2 separate regions of the Mus musculus genome follow, and region 1 is linked to region 2. The links are chromatin loops, found by intact Hi-C in ENCODE. Cell type or tissue: gastrocnemius. All regions are shown on one strand.

What was found. Peaks named below come from ENCODE experiments on the same cell type or tissue, not always from the same donor. Only the 100,000 strongest peaks of a DNase experiment are listed, where the experiment ranks them.
Region 1: it touches region 2 in a loop (23-fold over the local background); 10 of 42 quality-filtered maps call a loop at or near these places.

Annotation. Positions count from the first base shown.
Region 1 is chr10:47,389,569-47,397,568 of GRCm38, forward strand. No RefSeq gene overlaps it. Among named protein-coding and RNA genes, the nearest start is that of Gm35552, 360 kb to the left of the region's middle. In gastrocnemius, no CTCF peak of the experiment used is centred here; no DNase peak of the experiment used is centred here.
Region 2 is chr10:47,561,046-47,569,045 of GRCm38, forward strand. No RefSeq gene overlaps it. Among named protein-coding and RNA genes, the nearest start is that of Gm35552, 530 kb to the left of the region's middle. In gastrocnemius, no CTCF peak of the experiment used is centred here; a DNase peak (open chromatin) is centred at 3,767.

The DNA of each region.
Region 1 (8,000 bases), 170 kb before region 2:
ACCATAGCGATTCCTTGATACACCACCACATTAGAAAAGCAAGATATGGATCTAAACAAACTTCTCATGATGATGATGGAGGACTATAAGAAGGAAATAAATAATTCCCTTAAAGAATTACAGGAGGAAACATCCAAACAGGTGAAATAGTTGAAGAAGACCATCCAGGACCTAAAACTAGAAGTAGAAATAATAAAGAAATCACAAAAGGATACCACTTTGGAAATAAAAAACTAGGAAAGAAGACAGGAGCCATTGATGCAAGGATAACCAACAGAATATGAGAGAGAAGAGTCTCAGGTACAAAAGACACCATAGAAAACATTGACACACCAATCAAAGAAAATGCTAAATGCAAAAAGATCCTAACCTAGAAAAATCTAAGAAATCCAGGACACATTAAGAAGACCAAATCTAAGGATAATTGATATAGATGAGAAGGAAGATTTCCAACTTAAAGGACGATTAAATATATTCAACAAAATAATAGATGAAAACTTCCCTAACCTAAAGGAAGAGATGCCCATGAACAAACAAGGATCCTAGAGAACACCAAATAGACTGGACCAGAAAATAAATTCCTCCTGACACATAATAATCAGATCAACAAATGCGCTAAATAAAGGAAGAATATTAAAAGCAGTAAGGGAAAAATGTCAAATAACATACAATGGTAGACCTATTAGAATTACACCTGACTTCTCCTCAGAGACTATGAAAACCAGAAGATTCTGGGCAGATGTCATACAGACCCTAAGAAAACACAAATGCTAGCCTAGGCTACTATACCCAACAAAATTCTTCATTACTTTAGATGGAGAAACTAGTGTAATCTAAGACAAAACCATATTTACACAATATCTTTCCACAAATCCAGCCCTTAAAAGGATAGTAAAGGGAAAATTCTAATAAAAAGGAGGAAACTAAGCAAGAGAAAAAGCAAGAAAGTAATCTTTCAACAAATCTAAAGAAGATAGCCACATGAACAGAATTCCAACACTAATAAAAAAAATAACAGGAAGTGACAATTACTTTTCCTTAATAACTCTTAATATCAATGGACTCAATTCCCTAATAAAAAGACATAGATTAACAGACTGGTTACATAAATAGGACCCAATTTTGCTACATACAGGAAACCCACCTCAGGGAAAAAGGCAGACACCACTTTAGAGTAAAAATATGGAAAAAAACTTTCCAAGCAAATGGTCCCAAAAAACAAGCTGGAGTAGTGATTCTAATATCGAATAAAATCGAAGTTCAACTTAAGATCTGAAAAAAAGATAAGGGGGATGCACTTCTTACTGATCAAATGTAAAATTTACCAAGATGAACTCTCAATTCTAAACATCTCTGCTCTAAATGCAAGGGCATCCACATTAATGAAAGAAACTTTGTTAAAACTCAAAACATATATTACACCTCACAAAATAATAGTGGAAGACTTCAAAACCCCACTCTCATCAATGGACTGATGCTGGAAACAGAAGCTAAACAGAGACACATTGAAACTCACAGAAGTTACGAAACAAATGGATTTAACAGAAATCTAGAGAACATTTCATTCTAAACCAAAAGGACATACATTCTTCTCAGCACCTCATGGTACCTTAACAAAACTGACCATATATTGGTCACCAAACAGGTCTCAATAGATACAAAAATATAGAAATTACCCAATGCACCCTATCAGATCACCAAAGACTAAGGCTGATTTTCAATAACAACATAAATAACAGAGAGCTCACATACACATGGAATCTGAACAACATTCTACTCATTCATAACTTGGTCAAGGATGAAATAAAGAAAGAAATTAAAGACTTTTTAGAGTTTAATAAAAATCAAGCCATAACATATCCAAACTTATGCAACACAATGAAAGCAATCCTAAGAAGAAAACTTATAGGTCTGAGTGTGTCCAAAAATAAACTGCAGAGAACATACACTAGCAGCTTGACTATACTCCTAAAATTTTGAGAACAAAAGGAAGCAAATTCACCAAAGAGGAATAGATGGCAGGAAATAATTAAACACAGGGCCAATATCAATGGCGTGGAAACAAAAAGAACTATACTAAGAATCAACCAAACCAGGAGCTGGTTCTTTGAGAAAATCAACACAATAGATAAACCTTTGGCCAGACTAACTAGGGGGCACAAGGACAGTATCCTAATTAACAAAATCAGAAATGAAAAGGGAGATATAACAGCAGAATCTGAGGAAATCCAAAAAAAAAAAAAAATCATCAGATGCTACTACTCAACAAAACTGTAAAACCTGGATGAAAAGTTAAATTTTCTAGACAGATACCAGGTACCAAAGTTATACCAGGATCAGATTAACAATCTAAACAGTCCCATAGCCTCTAAAGAAATAGAAACACTTATTAATTGTCTCCCAACTAAAAAAAGTCCAGGACAGGTGGGTTTAGTACAGAGTATGATCAGACCTTCAAAAAATACCAAATTCCAATACTCCTCAAACTATTCTACTAAGTAGAAACAGAAGGCATTCTACCCAATTTGTTCTATAAAGCCACAATTACTCTGATACCTAAGCCACACAAAGACCCAAGAAAAAAAGAGAACTTCAAATATAAATATCAATGCAAAAATACTCAATGAAATTTTCACAAACCAAATCCAAGAACACATCAAAATGATCATCTATCATTATCAAGTAGGCTTCATCTCAGGGAGGCAAGGATGGTTCAATATACGGAAACTCATCAACTTAATCTACTATACAAACAAAGTCAAAGACAAAAAAAAAAAACCCATGATCATCTCATTAGATGCTGAGAAAGCATTGGACAAAGTCCAATACCCATTCATAATAAAAGTCTTCGAAAGATTAGGAATTCAGTGCCCATACATAAACAAAATAAAAGCAATATACAGCAAACCAGTAGCCAACATCAAACTGAAAGGACAGAAACTTGAAGCAATCCCACTAAAATCAGGGACTAGACAAGGCTGCAAACTCTCTCCCTAGCTATAAAAATAGAACTTGAAGTCTTAGCCAGAGCAATTAGACAACAAAAGGAGATCAAAGGAATACAAATTGGAAAGGAAGTAGTCAAAATATCACTATTTGCAGATGATAGGATAGTATATATAAGTAACCACAAAAATTTTACCAGAGAACTCCTAAACCTGATAAACAACTTCAGTGAAACAGACGTAAAATTAACTCAAACAAGTCAATGGCATTTCTCTATAAAAAGGATAAACAGGCTGAGAAGGAAATTAGTGGAACTATAACCTCCAAAATAGTCACAAATAATGTAAAATACCTTGGTGTGACTCTAACTAAGGAAGTGATAGATCTGTATTATAAGAACTTCAAGTCTCTGAAGAAAGAAATCAATCTGCACAGGTGAGAATGTGGACTACAGAAGCTAACAGCTTCTGGGACAGGTGGGAGCCACAGAGCTTTTGAGGCAGCCCCCTTTTTGGGCACCAGACTTCGGACACCTTCCCACCAGAGGATAGGTGTCTGCCCTGCCCGGGAGCACTTTGCCTGAGCATAAGCAACAGACATCTTGGTTCTGGGACTCCACCAAGAATGTTCTGCACAGGTGAGAATGTGGACTACAGATGCTAACAGCTTCTTCGACAGGCCGAAGCAACAGAGATTCTGGGACAGGTCCTGTTTTGGGCCTTCATCTTCAGCCAGGAGGGAGGTCCAAACACCAGATATCTGTGTACCTTCCCTGTAAGAGCAGAGCTTGCCTGCAGAGAGTGCTCTGACCACCGAACACAGAGGAGAGAGCTAGTCTCCCAGGTCTGCTGATAGAAGATAACAGAATCACCTAAGGAACAAGCTCTAACCAGAGACAACTATAACAACTAACTCCAGAGATTACCAGATGGCAGAAGGCAAGCATAAGAATCTTACTAACAGAAACCAAGACCACTCACCATCGTCAGAACCCAGTACTTACACCTCGCCCAGTACAGGGCACCCCATCACACCCGAAAAGCTAGACCCGGATTTAAAAGCATATCTCATGATGATGGTAGAGGACATCAAGAAGGACTTTAATAATTCACTCAAAGAAATACAGAAGAACACTGCTAAACAGGTAGAAGACCTTAAAGAGGAAGCACAAAAATCGCTTAAAGAATTGCAGGAAAAAACGATCAAACAGTTGATGGAATTGAATAAAAGCATCTAAAACCTAAAAGGGGAAGTAGACACAATAAAGAAATCACAAAGTGAGGCAACGCTGGAGATAGAAACCCTAGGAAAGAAATTTGGAGCCATAGATGTGAGCATCAGCAACAGAATACAAGAGATGGAAGAGAGAATCTCAGGTGCAGAAGATTCCATAGAGAGCATCAGCACAACAATCAAAGAAATGGAAAATACAAAAAGACCCTAACTCAAAACATCCAGGAAATCCAGGACACAATGAGAAGACCAAACCTATGGATAATAGGAGTAGATGAGAATGAAGATTTTCAACTTTAAGGGCCAGCAGCTTACAGGAAACACATCTCAGGGGCAAAGACAGACACTACCTGAGAGTGAAAAGCTGGAAAACAATTTTCCAAGCAAATGGTATGAAGAAACAAGCTGGAGTAGCCATTCTAATATCGAATAAAATCGACTTCCAACCCAAAGTTATCAAAAAGACAAGGAGGGACACTTCATACTCATCAAAGGTAAAATCCTCCAAGAGGAACTCTCAATTCTGAATATCTATACTCCAAATGCAAGGGCAGCCACATTCATTAAAGAAACTTTAGTAAAGATTTAAGCACACATTGCACCCCACACACTAATAGTGGGAGACTTCAACACACCACTTTCACTAATGGACAGATCATGGAAACAGAAACTAAACAGGGACACAGTAAAACTAACAGAAGTTATGAAACAAATGGATCTAACAGATATCTACAGAACATTTTATCCTAAAACCAAAGAATAACCTTCTTCTTAGCACCTCATCGTACCTTCTCCAAAACTGACCACATAATTGGTTACAAAACAAGCCTCAACAGATACAAAAATATTGAAGTTGTCCCATGCATCCTATCAGATCACCATGGACTAAGGCTGATCTTCATAACAAAATAAATAATACAAAGCCAACATTCACGTGGAAACTGAACAACACTAGAAATAGAAGAGTAGAAGTAGTAGAGTAGAAGACAGGAGTCTGGCTAAGGTTTATCTATCTTGTTGATTTTCTCAAAGAACCAGCTCCTCCTTTGGTTGATTCTTTGAATAATTCTTGTTTCCACTTGGTTAATTTCGCCCCTGAGTTTGATTGCTTCCTGCTGTCTACTCCTCTTAGATGAATTTGCTTTCTTTTGTTCTAGAGCTTTTAGGTGTGTTGTCAAGCTGCTAATGTGTGTTCTCTCTAGTTTCCTTTTGGAGGCACTCAGAGCTATGAGTTTCCCTCTTAGAAATGCTTTAATTGTGTCCCATAAGTTTGGGTATGTTGTGGCTTCATTTTCATTAAACTCTAAAAAGTCTTTAATTTCTTTTATTATTTCTTCCCTGACCAAGGTATCATTGAGAAGAGTGTTGTTCAGTTTCCACATGAATGTTGGCTTTCCATTATTTATGTTGTTATTGAAGATCAACTTTATTCCATGGTGGTCTGATAGGATGAGTGGGAAGATTTTAATATTTTTGTATCTGTTGAGGCCTGTTTTGTGACCAATTATATGGTCAATTTTGTAGAAGGTACCATGAGATTCTGAGAAGAAGGTATATCCTTTTGTTTTAGGGTAAAATGTTCTGTAGATATCTGTTAAGTTTATTTGTTTCATAACTTCTGTTAGTTTCACTGTGTCCCTGTAAATTTCTGTTTCGACGATCTGTCCATTGGTAAAAGTGGTGTGTTCAAGCCTCCCACTATTATTGTGTGAGGTGCAATGTGTGCTTATGCTTTACTAAAGTTTCTTTAATGAATGTGGCTGCCCTTGCATTTGGAGCATAGATATTCAGTATTGAGAGTTTCTCTTGGAGGTTTTACCTTTCATGTGTATGAAGTGCCCCTCCTTGTCTTTTTTGATAACTTTCAGTTGTAAGTCGATTTTATTTGATATTAGAATGGCTACCCCAGCTTGTTTCTTTAGACCATTTGCTTGGAAAATTGTTTTCCAACCTTTCACTCTGAAGTAGTGTCTATCTTTTTCCCTAAGATGGGTTTCCTGTGAGCAGCAAAATGTTGGGTCCTGTTTGTGTAGCCAGTCTGTTAGTCTATGTCTTTTTATTGGGGAGTTGAGACCATTGATGTTTAGGGATATTAAGAAAAAGTAATTGTTGCTTCCTGTTATGTTTGTTGTTAAAGTTGGCATTCTGTACTTGTGGCTGTCTTCTTTTAGGTTTGTTGAGGGATTAACTTCTTGTTTTTTCTAGGGCGTGGTTCCCATCCTTGTATTGGTTTTTTTCTGTTATTATTCTTTGAAGAGCTGGATTCGTGGAAATATAATGTGTGAATTTGGTTTTGTCATGGAATACTTTGTTTTCTCCATCAGTGTTAATTGAGAATTTGGCTGGGTATAGTAGCCTGGGCTGGCATTTGTGTTCTCTTAGTGTGTGTATAACATCTGTCCAGGATCTTCTGGCTTTCATAGTCTCTTGTAAAAAGTCTAGTGTAATTCTGATAGGCCTGCCTTTATATCTTACTTGACCCTTTTCCCTTAGTGCTTTTAATATTCTCTCTTTATTTAGTGCATTTGTTGTTCTGATTATTATGCATCTCAAGGAATTTCTTTTCTGGTCCAGTCTATTTGGAGTTCTGTAGGCTTCTTGTATGTTCATAGGTATCTCTTTCTTTAGGTTTGGGAAGTTTTCTTCTATTATTTTGTTGAAGATGTTTGCTGATCCTTTAAGTTGAAAATCTTCAGTCTCATCTACTCCTATTATCTGTAGGTTTGGTCTTCTCATTGTGTCTTATATTTCCTGGATGTTTTGAGTTAGGATCTTTTTGCATTTTCTATTTTCTTTAATTGCTGTGCAGATGTTCTCTATGGAATCTTCTGCACCTGAGATTCTCTCTTCCATCTCTTGTATTCTGTTGCTGATGCTCACATCTATGGTTCAAGATTTCTTTCCTAGGGTTTTGATCTCCAGCGTGAACCACTTTCAGGTTTCTTTATTGTGTCTACTTCCCTTTTTAGGTCTAGTATGGTTTTGTTTATTTCCATCACCTATTTGGGTGTGTTTTCCTGTTTGTCTTTAAGGACTTCTACCTGTTTGGTTGTGTTTCCCTGTTTTTCTTTAAGGACTTGTAACTCTTTAGCAGTGTTCTTCTGTATCTTTAAGTGAGTTATTTAAGTCCTTCTTTATGTCATCTATCATCATCATGAGATATGCTTTTAAATTCGGGTCTAGCTTTTGGGTGTATTGGGGTGCCCAGGACTGGGTAAGGTGGGAGTGCTGAGTTCTGATGATGATGAGTGGTCTTGGTTTCTGTTAGTAAGAGTTTTACTTTTGCCTTTTTGCCATCTTGTAATCTCTGGAGTTAGTTGTTATAGTTGTCTTTGGTTAGAGCTTGTTCCTTAGGTGATTCTGTTATCTTCTATCAGCAGACCTGGGAGACTAGCTCTCTCCTGAGTTTCAGTGGTCAGAGCACTCTCTGCAGGCACGCTCTCTTCTTGCAGGGAATGTGCCCAGGTATCTAGCATTCGAAGCTGCCTCCTGGCAGAACTTGTGTTCCACTCACCAGAGGTCCTAAGATTCCGTGGAGATTCCTCTAGGGACCTTGAGGTTGTCCGGTGACTCTGCGCCCAAGGTGACCCATTGTTGGCCGACTGGAAGGGACTTGTGACCCAGGTCAGGCCGGGTTTTCTGCTTTCCTAATTAATGCTGTCTCAGGTCCTGTGCAATTGGATTGGAACAGAAGTTGTGGTCCACTCAGCAGTGGTCCTAAGATCCTGTGGAGAGTCCTCTGTGGACCTTGGGTGTGTCAGGCAACTCCGTGCCCAAGGTGACCCAGTACTGGTGCTGACTGGAACGGAGCAGAAGTATTT
Region 2 (8,000 bases):
TGTGTAGAGAAAGGCCATTGACTTGTTTGAGTTAATTTTATATCCAGCTACTTCACCAAAGCCGTTTATCAGATTTAGGAATTGTCTAGTGGAATTTTTAGGGTCACTTATATATACTATCATATCATCTGCAAAAAGTGATATTTTGACTTCTTCTTTTCCAATTTGTATCACCTTAATCTCCTTTTCTTGTCGAATTGCTCTGGCTAGGACTTCAAGTACAATGTTGAATAGGTAGGGAGAAACTGGGCAGCCTTGTCTAGTCCTTGATTTTAGTGGGATTACTTCCAGCTTCTCACCATTTACTTTGATGTTGCCTACTTGTTTGCTGTAGATTGCTTTTATCATGTTTAGGTATTATCCTTGATTTCCTGATCTTTCCAAGTCTTTTATCATGAATGGGTGTTGGATTTTGTCAAATGCTTTCTCCTCATCTAAAGAGATAATCATGTGTTTTTTGTCTTTAAGTTTGTTTATATAATGGATTACGTTGATGGATTTCCATATATTAAACCATCCCTGCATCCCTGGAATAAAACCTACTTGGTCAGGATGGATGATTCCTTTAATGTGTTCTTGGATTCGGTTAGTAAGACTTTTATTGAGGACTTTTGCATCGATATTCATAAGGGAAATTGGTCTGAAGTTCTCTATCTTTGTTGGATCTTTCTGTGGTTTAGGTATGAGAGTAATTGTGGCTTCATATAATGAGTTGGGTAGAGTACCTTCTACTTGTAGTTTGTGGAATAGTTTGTGCAGAACTGGAATTGGATCTTCTTTGAAGGTCTGATAGATCTCTGCACTAAACCCATCTGGTCCTGGGCTTTTATTGGTTGGGAAATTATTAATGACTGCTATTTCTTTAGGGGTTATGGGACTGTTTAGATCGTTAACTTGATCTTGTTTTAACTTTGGTACCTGGTATCTGTCTAGAAATTTGTCCATCTCGTCCAAGTTTTCCAGTTTTATTGAGTATAGCCTTTTGTAGAAGGTTCTGATGGTGTTTTGGATTTCTTCAGGATCTGTTGTTATGTCTCCCTTTTCATTTCTGATTTTGTTAATTAGAATGCTGTCCCTGTGCCCCCGAGTGAGTCTGGCTAAGGGTTTATCTATCTTGTTGATTTTCTCAAAGAACCAGCTCCTTCTTTGGTTAATTCTTTGAATAGTTCTTCTTGTTTCCACTTAGTTGATTTCTCCCCGGAGTTTGATTATTTCCTGCCATGTACTTCTCTTGGGTGATTTTGCTTCCTTTTTTTCTAGAGCTTTTAAGTGTGTTGTCAAGCTGCTAGAGTGTGCTCTGTCTAGTTTCCTTTTGGAGGCACTCAGAACTATGAGTTTACCTCTTAGAAATGCTTTCATAGTGTCCCATAAGTTTGGGTATTTTGTGGCTTCATTTTCATTTAACTCTTAAAATGTCTTTAATTTCTTTCTTTATTCCTTCCTTGACCAAGATATCATTGAGAAGAGTGTTGTTCATTTTCCACGTGAATGTTGGTTTTCCATTATTTATGTTGTTATTGAAGATCAGCCTTAGTCCATGGTGGTCTGATAGGATAAATGCGATGATTTCAATATTTTTGTATCTGTTGAGGCCTGTTTTGTGACCAATTATATGGTCGATTTTGGAGGAGGTACCATGAGGTGCTGATAAGAAGGTATATCCTTTTGTTTTAGGATAAAATGTTCTGTAGATATCTGTTAAGTCCATTTATTTCATCACTTCTGTTAGTTTCACTGTGTACCTGTTTAGTTTCTGTGTCCACGACCTGTCCAATGATGAAAGTGGTGTGTTGAAGTCTCCCACTATTATTGTGTGAGGTGCAATATGTGCTTTGAGCTTTACTAAAGTTTCTTTAATGAATGTGGCTGCCCTTTCATTTAGAGTACAGATATTCAGAATTGAGAGTTCCTCTTGGAGGATTTTACTTTGATGAGTATGAAGTGTCCCTCTTTTTTTTTTTTAATAACTTTTAGTTAGAAGTTAATGTTATTCAATATAAAACGGCTACTGCAGCTTGTTTCCTCATACCATTTGCTTGGAAAATTGTTTTCCAGACTTTCACTCTGAGGTAATATCTGTCTTTTTCCCTGAGATGGGTTTCCTGTAAGCAGCAGAATGTTGGGTCCTGTTTGTTTAGCCAGTCTGTTAGTCTATGTCTTTTTATTGGGGAATTGAGTCCATTGATATTAAGAGACATTAAGGAAAAGTAATTGTTGCTTCCTATTATTTTTGTTTTTAGAGTTTGCGTTCTGTTCTTGTGGCTGTCTTCTTTTTAGTTTGTTGAGGGATTACTTCCTTGTTTTTTATAGGGTTTGGTTTCCGTCCTTGTTTTTTTTTTTTTTTTTTTTTTTTTTTCTGTTATTATCCTTTGAAGAGCTGGATTTGTGGAAAGATAATGTGTGAATTTGGTTTTGTCGTGGAATACTTCAGTTTCTCCATCTATGGTAATTGAGAGTGTGGCTGGGTATAGTAGCCTGGGTTGGCATTTTTGTTCTCTTAGTGTATGTATGACATCTGTCCAGGATCTTCTGGCTTTCATAGTCTCTGGTGAAAAGTCTGGTGTAATTCTGATAGGCCTGCGTTTATATGTTACTTGACCTTTTTCCCTTACTGCTTTTAATATTCTATCTTTATTTAGTGCATTTGTTGTTTTGATTTTTATGTGTTGGGAGGAATTTCTTTTCTGGTCCAGTCTATTTGGAGTTCTGTAGGCTTCTTGTATGTTCATGGGCATCTTTTTCTTTAGGTTTGGGATGTTTTCTTCTATAATTTTGTTGAAGATATTTGCTGGCCCTTTAAGTTGAAAATCTTCATTCTCATCTACTCCTATTATCTGTAGGTTTGGTCTTCTCATTGTGTCCTGAATTTCCTGGATGTTTTGAGTTAGCATCTTTTTGCATTTTGTCTTTTCTTTGATTGTTGTGCTGATGTTCTTTAAGGAATCTTCTGCACCTGAAATACTCTCTTCCATCTCTTGTATTCTGTTGCTGATGCTCATATCTATGGTTCCAGATTCTTTCCTAGGTTTTCTATTTCCAGCGTTGCCTCACTTTGGGTTTTCTTTATTGTGTCTACTTCCATTTTTAGGTCTTGGATGGTTTTATTCAATTCCATCACCTGTTTGGTCGTGTTTTCCTGCAATTCTTTAAGGGATTTTTGTGCTTCCTCTTTAAGGTCTTCTACCTGTTTAGCAGTGTTCTCCTGTATTTCTTTAAGTGAGTTATTAAAGTCCTTCTTGATGTCCTCTACCATCATCATGAGATATGCTATTAAATCCAGGTCTACCTTTTCAGGTGTGTTAGGGTGCCCAGGACTGGTTGGGGTGGGAGTTCTGCATTTTGATGATGGTGCGTGGTCTTGGTTTCTGTTAGTAAGATTCTTACGTTTGCCTTTTGCCATCTGGTAATCTCTGGAGTTAGTTGTTATAGTTGTCTCTGGTTAGAGCTTGTTCCTCAGGTGATTATGTTAGCCTCTATCAGCAGACCTGGGAGACTAGCTCTCTCCTGAGTTTCAGTGTTCAGAGTACTCTCTGCAGGCAAGCTCTCCTCTTTCAGGGAAGGTGCCCAGATATCTGGTATTCGAACCCGCCTCCTGGCAGAAGTTGTGATCCACTTACAGAGGTCTTAAGATCCCGTGAAGGGTCCTGTGGATACCTTGCGGGTGTCCGCAGACTCAGCGTCCAAGGTACCCCAGTGTTGGCATGGACAGGAAGGGACTTGTGCCCCTGATCTGGCCAGGTTTTCTGCTTCCCTAATTAATGCAGTCTCAGGTCCCACACAATTGGATTGGAGCAACAGCTGTGTTCCACTCACCAGAGGTCTTAAGATCCCGTGGAAGGTCTTGTGGGTAGCTTGCAGGTGTCCGCAGACTCTGTGCCCAAGCTACCCCAGTGCTGTCGGGGACCAAAAGGGCGATCTGCAGGATTAATATAGTAAAAATGGCTATCCTGCTGAAAGCAATCTAGAGATTCAATTCAATTCCCATCAAAATTCCAACTCAATTCTTCACTGACATAGAAAGGGCAATTTCCAAATTCATCTGGAAAAATAAAATCCTAGAATAGCAAAAATTATTCTCAAGAATAAAAGAACCCCTGGCAGATTCACCATGCCTAACATTAAGCTGTATTACAGAGCAATTGTGATAAAAATTTCATGGTACTGGTACAGAGACATACAGGTAGATCAATGGAATAGAATTGAAGACTCAGAAATGAATCCACAGCCCTATGGTCACTTAATCTTTGACAAGGGAGCTAAAACCTTCCAGTGGAAAAAAGACAGCTTTTTCAACAAATAGTGCTGGCAGAACTGGAGGTATCATGTAGAAGAATGCAGATTGATCCATTCTTATCTCCTTTTATAATGCTCAAGTCTAATTGGATCAAAGACCTCCACATAAGACCAGAGACACTAAAATTAATAGAGGAGAAGTAGGGAAAAGTCTCAAAAATATGGGCACAGGGAAAAAAATTCCTAAACAGAACAGCAATTGCTTGCTCTGTAAGATCAAGAATTGACAAATGGGACCTCATAAAATTGCAAAGATTATGTAGGGCAAAAGACACTGTCAAATAAGACAAATAGGTCACAAACAGATTGGGAAAGGATTTTAACCAATACTAAATCTGATAGGGGACAAATATCCAATATATACAAAGAACTGAAGAAGCTGGACTCCAGAAATTCAAATAACCCCATTAAAAATGGGGTTCAGAGCTAAACAAAGAATTCTCAACTGAGGAATACTGAATAGCTGAGAAGCACCTGAAAAAATGTTCAACATCCTCAATCATCAGAGAATTGCAAATCAAAACAACCCTGAGATTCCACCTCACACCAGTCAGAATGGCTAAGATCAAAAATTCAGGTGACAGCAGATGCTGGCGTGGATGTGGAGAAAGAGGAACACTCCTCCATTGTTGGTGGGATTGCAGGCTTGTACAACCACTCTGGACATCAGTCTGGCTGTTGTCTCATAAGGTTGGAATGTCTTGATGCCAACATACCTCCCTTCTTGTTATTATAAAGGGAAGGGAAAAAAAGAGAGGGTGAAACTGATGGTGAAAAGGGAATGAGGGTGTCATGTCTCTTAAGCTACTTCCTGCTGTCTAGGGTCATTGTCAATTTTGGGGCATAGCTGGCTTTCACCATCAGGATCCACTTGATAATCGTTCACATCAGTTCCACTGTGGACAGTGGCACCATTGTGGGCAGTGGCTGATAATCCTGTAACAGGAGCTGATTAATAGTTTGGTTAGAATTTTTTTTTGTATTTGTTGTTGGAGGAATGTAGAAACAAGATTAGTGAGGCAAGGATCCAGGAATTAATAACACCGGGAGAATGACTAGGAAAGGTGTTATGAAAGGGAGCATCCACTTTCATATAGGATTTTCAAAAACCCAATAACTGTTTTTCAGTCTCTGGAGTTCGTGATGTCTGAATGTAGCTCCTGGATTTTATTTCTCACTATCCTGGATTGGTTGAAGTGTAGAAACAGCATTCCTCTTGGAGGAACAGGCAAAGACCACTTTCTTTAGCCATCAGGACATCTAGCCACTGTTGGTTTTGAAACACCACAGCTGCCAAAATATCTGTTTCTTGAATCCCTTGGGTCTTGTATGTAGAAAAAGAGTGTATTTCTGTGTTGATAGAAGAAATGATTGATCCGTGATCCTAGCATATGTATCTGACATAACCAATATCTGCAGCCCATATTTTTCTGGCCACCTTATACAATAATCTTTTGTCTGATCAAAGAGAAAACAAGTATAGAGATCATAATATTTAGATGGGTTAATAGATACAGTGATGATAGAAATTTGGATCAGTTCCTGGAACACAGCTATGGAGCAGTTTCTTGACCCTATTTGGAAAGACTGTTTTATTTCTGTGGGGATTTCTTGGACTTTGAATATCTAGATGTAAGGGCTTCTCTGGATGGAAATGAACAACAGGAGGAAGATGAAGAACCCACAACTAATCCAGTGTCTAATCCAGTGAGGTTGAGCTCAGCTAACAGAGTAGACTTTTATTTTCTGGGATAGGGGACAAGACTGGTTGTATTGACATCTTCTGGAACTTAACAGAGAACAGTACTGTTAGGGTCGATGTGTATAAAAAAGGGTCATTTTTAGGTTGAGAAATGAAAGGTTTAAGGTGAGACAGATGAACTCAATGAGAGAGTACCTCAAATTTAGCAGCTGTAGGGATCACGAGGATTACCTTAAAAGGGCCCTGCTATTTGAGAGAGAGGGGTGAGGGCCGATGATCTGGAGGAGATAAAAGGACTTGGTCTCCAATGTTAACAGGCAGTGGACAGGAGACAGAGTATGGCTGGGGTAGGTGGTGATCAACAAAGTTTCATAGGAGAGGATGGAGAAAGGAAAGTAGTGGGGTAAGTAAATGGTCTGAGAGGGAAGAGCACTTAGGTGAAAGACCAGAAGTTAGGATTGGACATTCATACATGAGTTCAAAGGGCGAGATGAGGAGAGGTTATTTGGGGAGAGCTTGTAGCCTGAAAATAGCCAGAGGTAAGATTTTTACCCAATCATGGTGAAGTTCTTGTGACAGCTTAACCGGAGTGGTTTTTAAAGAGTGGTTAGTTCTTTCTACCTTACCTGATGATTGAGGGTGGTAGGGAATAAGAAAATGCCAGGGGATGTCTAGGGCCTTAGATAGGATTTAAGACACTTGGGAAGTAAATTTACGACCATTGTCTGATTAGAGATAGGCTGGGATACCAAACGAGGGGATGATCTCTCAGAGAAGGAGATCAGAGACTGTCTGGACCTTTTTGCTAGTTTTGGGAAATGCCTCTACCCACCCTGAGAAGGTGTTCACCAAGACCAGGAGGTACTTGCCATGTCTGATAGTGGGCCATAGCCAAGCCTAGAAGATCAGTTGGAGGGTTATCTGGAGGTGATGTCCCTCTGTTATGTGTAACATGAGGGCAATCAATAGCCCAGTGTCCCTCTTGGTGACACCTAGGGCATGGCCCCCTTGGCTTGTGGAGATTAGAACAGGCATTTGCCCAATGACCTAATGGACCACATTTGTAGCAGGTAACTTGTGGTCTCTGAGTCTTAGAAGACCATGAGTCTGGGACAGCGGCTGGGGCTGGTTGGACAGCCTTTGCTAGCATATTGTATTTTTGTTTGTGGACTTTCTCATTTTTCCTATGGTACACTTTGAAGGCCAGTGCTAAGTCTTTTGCCTGTGGAGTTAAGAGTCCTCTCTTCGTATTTTTAAGTTTAGTTCTTAAGTTGGGTAGCTCTGGGAAAAGAAGTAGGTCATCAGAAGTTGCTACCTTCTGGGTTTTCAGGATCCAGATTGGTAAGCTGGAATAAAGCCTTTTTGAGGTGTTCTAAAAACAGATGGATTTTCCTACTTATCTTGGACAGCCTCTTGGAGTTTTTCAAAATTTATCAGCTTTAAAGCTGCCTTTCTTAGGCCCTCCAAGAGACATGTAATAAACCTGTCTCTGGCTAAAATATCACCTGTGGAATTATGATTTCATTGAGGATCCTGGTCAGGCACAGTCTCTGATCTGATTTGGTATGTTCTATCTGTTTGATGAATTTTATCTGCTCGTGCTCTCATTTGTTTCCAAACTTGCCTGCCTTCCTCAGGGAGTAAGTTATTAGTAAGAATCATACGTATATCATGGAAAGTCAAACTGTAAGACTGAGTAATATATTGAAACTCTTTAATAAAGGTGGAGGAGTTATAAGAACCCAGCCACTTTTCTATCTGAGAAAGTTCACTCAGTGAGAAAGGATCATGTACTCTGACAAGGCCATCTACCCCAGCAACTTCTCTTAGAGGAAGAACCGTTGCTGGGTCAGGTTTCAGGAGAAATGGACTTGGAGGTTTGACTGTGGCCTCAAAGAGAGTGATAGGCAGAGTGAATGATAGACGCCAAGGGAGATTGTATGAAGGAGATTTAGAGGTAGTAGGCTCTGGGTTATCTCGGTGAGGAGAAACTCAGGCAAGAATT